Regions from separate parts of the Homo sapiens genome. Here region 2 is linked to region 1. The links are chromatin loops, found by intact Hi-C in ENCODE. Cell type or tissue: endothelial cell of umbilical vein. All regions are shown on one strand. Links, peaks and the distances in the headings refer to the core of each region. The heading gives the core; the rest is flanking DNA. Region 1 has its middle 130 kb from the start of LINC02181. Region 2 has its middle 5.0 kb from the start of LINC02181.

The links. Peaks named below come from ENCODE experiments on the same cell type or tissue, not always from the same donor. Only the 100,000 strongest peaks of a DNase experiment are listed, where the experiment ranks them.
Region 2: a loop joins it to region 1, with 6 times the contacts of the local background. A loop is called at or near these places in 6 of 110 quality-filtered maps.

What each region holds. Positions count from the first base shown.
Region 1 is chr16:86,927,750-86,930,650 of GRCh38, reverse strand. No RefSeq gene overlaps it. Among named protein-coding and RNA genes, the nearest start is that of LINC02181, 130 kb to the left of the region's middle. In endothelial cell of umbilical vein, for the core only: no CTCF peak of the experiment used is centred there; a DNase peak (open chromatin) is centred at 1,290; H3K27ac peaks cover 2,359 bases.
Region 2 is chr16:87,051,316-87,054,216 of GRCh38, reverse strand. No RefSeq gene overlaps it. Among named protein-coding and RNA genes, the nearest start is that of LINC02181, 5.0 kb to the left of the region's middle. In endothelial cell of umbilical vein, for the core only: a CTCF peak has its summit at 1,177; DNase peaks (open chromatin) are centred at 896 and 1,566; H3K4me3 peaks cover 161 bases; H3K27ac peaks cover 868 bases.

The DNA.
Region 1 (2,901 bases), core at 256-2,755:
GGGAAGGGCAGTCACGCACCTGGTTGTGATTAATACGGTCACTTAAGAGAGGGAATGGATGTAGACAGAACTAGCAATTTCCGACACCCATCAGGTTGGTTTTAGTTTGGGGACAGGTATTCTATACAAACCTGTGACTGCATGCAGGGTTATCCCTCCCACGTGCGGCCAAGACTGTGTCTCCTCTTCCCAGCCTGTGTTCATGGAAAGCTGCCTCCTCCCCACCCAGACCAGAGGCGGGTTGTGAGTGCAGGCAGTTTTTGGGAGGTGACCTCAGGAAGTGTAGGGGAGTTGGGAAGGGACCGGGGGAAGGGACGAAACCAATGCAGGGTGGACTGTTGATCAGCTGACCATGGTGGGCAACCGGGGCTCCACCCTCTGGGGAGCGCTGGGAGACTGTCTGGCCCCCTTGGAGTTTGCAGCCGAGCAGGGTTTTATGTTGCAGGGCTTCACCGTCCCTGGCCCAGGGCTGCTCCTGATGACAGTGGCTCCTGGGCATTTGTGGGCTGCCTGTCTGTGAGGGGGCCTTTTTATAAGGACACCATCATAGCGGTTTAGAGGCCAATCCTACTCCAGCATGACTTCAGCTCAACTAATTACATCTTCTAGGGCCCTATTTCCAAATAAGGTCACATTCGGAGGCACTGGCAGTTTGGATGGCAACGTAAGAATTTTTGGGGAACACAATGGATTCATAACAGGGTGGGAGAAGGGGCAGAGGGGGCACTGAGGAGAGTTTCATGGCAAACACTTGATGTTTGGGCGAGCACTCAGCGCCGTCGTGCGCCGTCGTCTCTTGGGAGGAGCTCTGCTCCCTGTTGGACTTCCTTCCATTTATTGTGTCACTCACTCCTGCCCCTAGGGCTGAACGCCTCGAGGGTGGAGAGGCACCGTCACCTTCTCAGCCTGGAGAGCTCTGTCCAGCTCTGCAGACGAGGCCCTGGAAGCTCACCTGAAGCCGACGAAGGGAGGAGGGAGTGGAGTGCCCACTGCCCGGGCTAGGGCAGCCAGACCCTGGCGGCTTCGTGGCAGCTGCTGTACTCATTGCCAGCTTCAGGGCGGTGGGACCACGGAGGAAGAACGTGAACGCCTGGACTCCCACTTGGAATCTGAATGCAGTCCAGGGATTTGGCATTTGAGTCCCTAGAGCTCGTTGCTAGCCATCCTCCTCCCCGGCGAGAATAATCCATTTCAAACTTCTGAGCTGTCTAGACTTGTTATCTGGCCCCCTAATTCCTGAGAGCCTAGAGCGGGCAGCAGCGGGACCGCCGAGATAGCAAGGGGGTGAGGTCATTGGCGCGGTCCCGAGGCAGGAAGTCCATTCCGGGGGACGATGGATGAGTGTGGAGCTGGTGCCCGAACGGGGCCAGATAACGCGTCTAGACCCGGCAGGCCGTTTCCTCCTCTTCCCCGGTGTCCTATCGGCATCCTCCTGCCTTCCTGCTGCTCTTCCGAGCCTCTCTGGAGAAGCCTCTCAGGAGGTTTTACTTCATTTTCAGTGTAAGGGGCGGCCGGTGTCTCTTGGCCTCGGCTAGGTGTGGGCGCGTTTTCTAAGTCACAGTGACGGTGGGGCCGGGAGGCCTTTCTGGAGAGGCCGTGCTGGCCTCTGTCACTTTGTCCTTTCAGAGAGTTCAGTGGGTTAGGGGAAAAATGACGTTTTCTCTCCCTGGTCTCCAAAGGTCAGTGGAAGGCCAGTGGTGGGACTGGGAGGACAGGAGTTGATGTCAAACAGACCCAGAAATTTCCACAAGTCCTGGGGGACAAAAGAGCCTGGAGCAAGTCTTATCTAAGACAGCCCCTGGGAGCCGCAGAATGCCGAATAAACTCGCCTTTCCGGAAGGAGTGGCTAATTTCATTGGCCCATGTGCACTCTGGCTGATCTTGAATCCTGGGGCTAGGGTTGGACAAGAGGTCAAAAGGTCATTTGGTTCAATCCCCTGCCTCCAGGCAGGATTCCCCCAGCAAAGAGGAATCGTGTGTGTTCCAATATTCAAAGACACACGTGGGGGCTGCAGGAGAGGAAGTGGCCTCCGGAGCACCTGCGGGGGTGGATGAAGTGGTAATCCCCACCAGCTGTGCTGAGTCTCTGAGCCCCAATAGTGCTGTGGGTTTGGAACAACTGCATTGTGGGGAACATCTGTGCAGAAGGGTACGGTGTGTCAGGAGGGCCACTGCCACCCCAATGATGATGACAACGGTAAAAGCAAAAATGAATTGAGCACGCACTGATGCCAGCTGATGTCAAGTGGCTGGACAAATGCTGGTGAATCTCATTTAATCATAAAATAAACCTGGGCAGGGGCTGTCATAATTATGCCCCAACTGAGGCTCAAAGGAAAGGTGTCTGCCGAAGGCACCTGGTTTGTAAGAAGTAGGGTGGGAATGTGAGCCCAGGTGAGGCTGCTTTCAGAGCTCAGGATGGAATAGCTCAACTCTTCTGCCCTAAACACATGTGTTCGATTCATGAAGGTCTCTGTGTCTTGTTTATTGCCTGGTGGACAGGTGGGGGTGGCTGAGGGTGGCACAGGCTACACAGCTAATGAACAAGAGGTCAGGATGCTAACTCATATCTCTAGACCCCACATTCTCACCAACCCCTCCCTGTTCCCCCATAAGCAGTATCCCCCTGGCAAAACATGTTCCCTTTCCATGGGAAAAGTAATATTTATAAAGAAGGGCCTGTCTGCAGGGGACCAGCTAAATACATAGATAATGAACAGGCTGTTCGAGGGAGTAGTATACAGCCATGAAAAGGAATCAGAGCTCTTTACATGCCAACATCTACTTATCACCAAAAGAGATGACTGAAAACAGCAAGGTGCAGGGCAGTGTGGATAGTGTGTGTGTACATACATACATGCATGCGTGTGTGTGTGTATACAGTCAAGCACTGCATAACCA
Region 2 (2,901 bases), core at 137-2,636, 120 kb before region 1:
TCTAGTGGAATATAGTTTATAGGCGCTCTGGGAGTTCTAAAACAGAACTTTAATATCTACCCCTGGAATTGTGCGGGAGGCCATGGGCTTTGGAATGGGCTGACCTGGGTTCTAGCACCTTTTTGACTTGAGAACTAGAGAGAATGTGTGCATAAGTTAAGCTCTCCCTAGCTCGAAAACGCTTCATAACCTGGCATACATCAGTTTCCTCATGGGGTAAATGGTACTGGTAAGGGCGTGAGGCTTGCAGGCCTCTGTGAGGTGAGATGGGATCATACAGAAGAGTTCAGAGCATCTCAGGGTCCTCAGCCGCCAGCCGTTAACCAAACCCACATGATCACAGCGAGGCCTGGAAGAATGCAGAGGGGTAGTTTCCACCTGCAGCACCTTTTAGCAGGTGGGGAAACTGAGGCACAGAGACAAGCGGCCACTCTTCCAGGCCTCCGCAACCAGTATGTGTTAGGGTGGAGCTAAAGTCAGCCTGAGGAGTGATTTCAGGGATGAGCAAAATCAGCGACCAGGGTCCCCGGTCAGTGTGGGTCCCCCTGCCCTGACCCTGGGCCCCCTCCCCAACAAGGTCCTGTCCCAAGGTGGGTGAAGGGTGAAGGGGCCTGCGCAGCTCCCCTGCTGGCGGGCGGGTGCTTCCCTGCCAGGCTGTTTGTTTTGGGCATCTTTCTCATGTCCTCCAAGCTTGCCGCCAGCAGTGTGCTCCCCGGGGGGATGCCGGCGGTGAGAACCTGGGAACTGCCTCTTATCTCTGCAGAGCAGGATGTGTCCTGTGCTGCGCGTCCCCGGTGAGCTTTCCAAGCGCTGTGATGAGCTTGCAGATTTCAGCAGGCGATTGCTCCGGCCGTCCCCCGCCAGCCTTGGGGGGGCTGTGTTTTGTTTCCCAGGCCCCTCGGCACCGCACCAGGTATCCTGCCACCTCCTGCTCCCGTGTCCCTGGCCTTTCAGCTGCTCTGAGTCCATGATCGCCCCTGTAGGTCCGGCCCAGCCGACGGCCAGTGAGAAATGGCACGGGGTGAACTCCTGTTTCCGCCCATTCTTTGTGCAGGGGCAGTGGGTGGTTCCCAGCTGGGGAGGGCTGGGGGCGGGGGGAGGGGGGGCGCAGTGCCCCACATGGCCCTCGGAGGCGCTGTGCAGGCCCGGTTCCGCCCTCATCCCATCCCATCCATACCAACTTCTGAAAGGTGCTCCGACCCAGTGGTGAGTGGATGGAAACAGGTAATTAACCTAATTATACAATGGAGTGTGGGCAGGGCGTCTCAATCTTACCTCCAGTGATATTTGTTTAAAATGCAGATTCTCAGGTCCTGGGGTTCGGCGAGGCACATTCGAACTGGGGTAGGACCCATGATTCTTAATTTACACCAGGCCTCCAGCGATTCTTCTGATGTGGCAAATTTGGGAAAATACTGGCCTGGCAGTTTGGCCCAGGCTCTGGAAACAGGCTAAGTTCCAACTTCACTGCAATCCCCGGTCACTGCGCCTCTTGGAGCTTCTCAGACCACAGTCTCCTCTTCTGTTGACTGGGTCTGATGTTATCTTCCTTCTGTGATTGTTGGGAGAAATCCCAGAGTGCTCTGCACACAGCCAAGCATCCACTGGGTGTTCAGGAAAGGATTAATGCTTATTGTCCAGATGATATTCAAAGACAGAAATCTCCTGGCAAGGTTTCTGATAATCACAAAAACCAGACAGAGCAAACTGAGCTAATTGGGTTGGAGTTAAAAGTAGAGACCTTGAATGTTTTGAGCACACTTGGTGGCCTCGTTTTAGGCATGAACACAATTTCCATTGGAAAATTTTAAACATTGACAGCAATAGAAGGGACTCCATTTCTTTGCTGTCCTCTGTATCCAGGAGCCCTTAAGGAGATCACTGAGTAACTGTGGGGTTCTCAGAGCTGAAGGCATTGGGGCAAGAGAGGGGGTTGAGTCTTCTCAGGATACAGCACGTTGATGAAAGAACCAGCACAGTCGAACATGCATCCCACAAGGAGACATACAGCGGCAAGGAAGGACCCTGCGAGGCCATTGGAGACACTGCTGTCAGATGGGATGAGCAGGCCCCTTCTGGCAGCATCTGTTGAGTTAGCATCAGGCTGGACCACAGAGACGATGCCTGCAAGAGCTGCAAACGCAGGCCATCCCGCCAGCTCTCGTGCAGGAGATGCTAGCTCCTCATCAGGCTCTGAGCCAAGCACATCATCTGCCTTCTGCCCCTCAGTTTCCTAGTGTGTAAAATGAGGATGTTGTGACTCTTACTCCATCAGTCCTTAGGAGGATTCAGGGAGGTGAGGCATAGGAAGTGCTCTGCTTGGTCGCTAGCGAACATCGGTGTTGGTAGAGTTATTTCTTTTTTTACACGTAGGAGAACTGGAGCAGGCATGGCAGAATTCCTCACTAGCAGAAGACCCCCTGGCAGACGTGGAGAGATCTGAGCCACTATAGACACGGCAGCAGGACAGGGCTCTGGAGGAGGGACCTGAGCGGTAGCCTTGGTCCACTGCAGACATCAGCAAGTTCTTAGATCAGGCGGGGAACCGGTCCACCCACTCATGCTCTGGTTTAGCTCCCTACTCTGCTTTCTGAGAGTCAGTTTGGAAGGGAACCTAGCGGAGCTCCTCAGAGTCTCAGGGTCCTTGTCTTTGATGAACTTTCTGCTTGGTCATAGGCAGCCTCTGAATATTCTCTCCTCCCAAGGTTTCTGTTGATCCCAAGCAGGAGGCGCGTGCGCAGAGCTGGTTTATGCCGATTGGCTTGTGTTTTGCCAAGCAAGGGTGCAATGAAATGGGAAGAGTGGGGGCTGCAGGAACGGCCTCATGCTGTATTTCTGAGAGGTGTTTTTCTGCAACAGGAACACATATACACACATGTGCTCACCAACACACAATTCCCC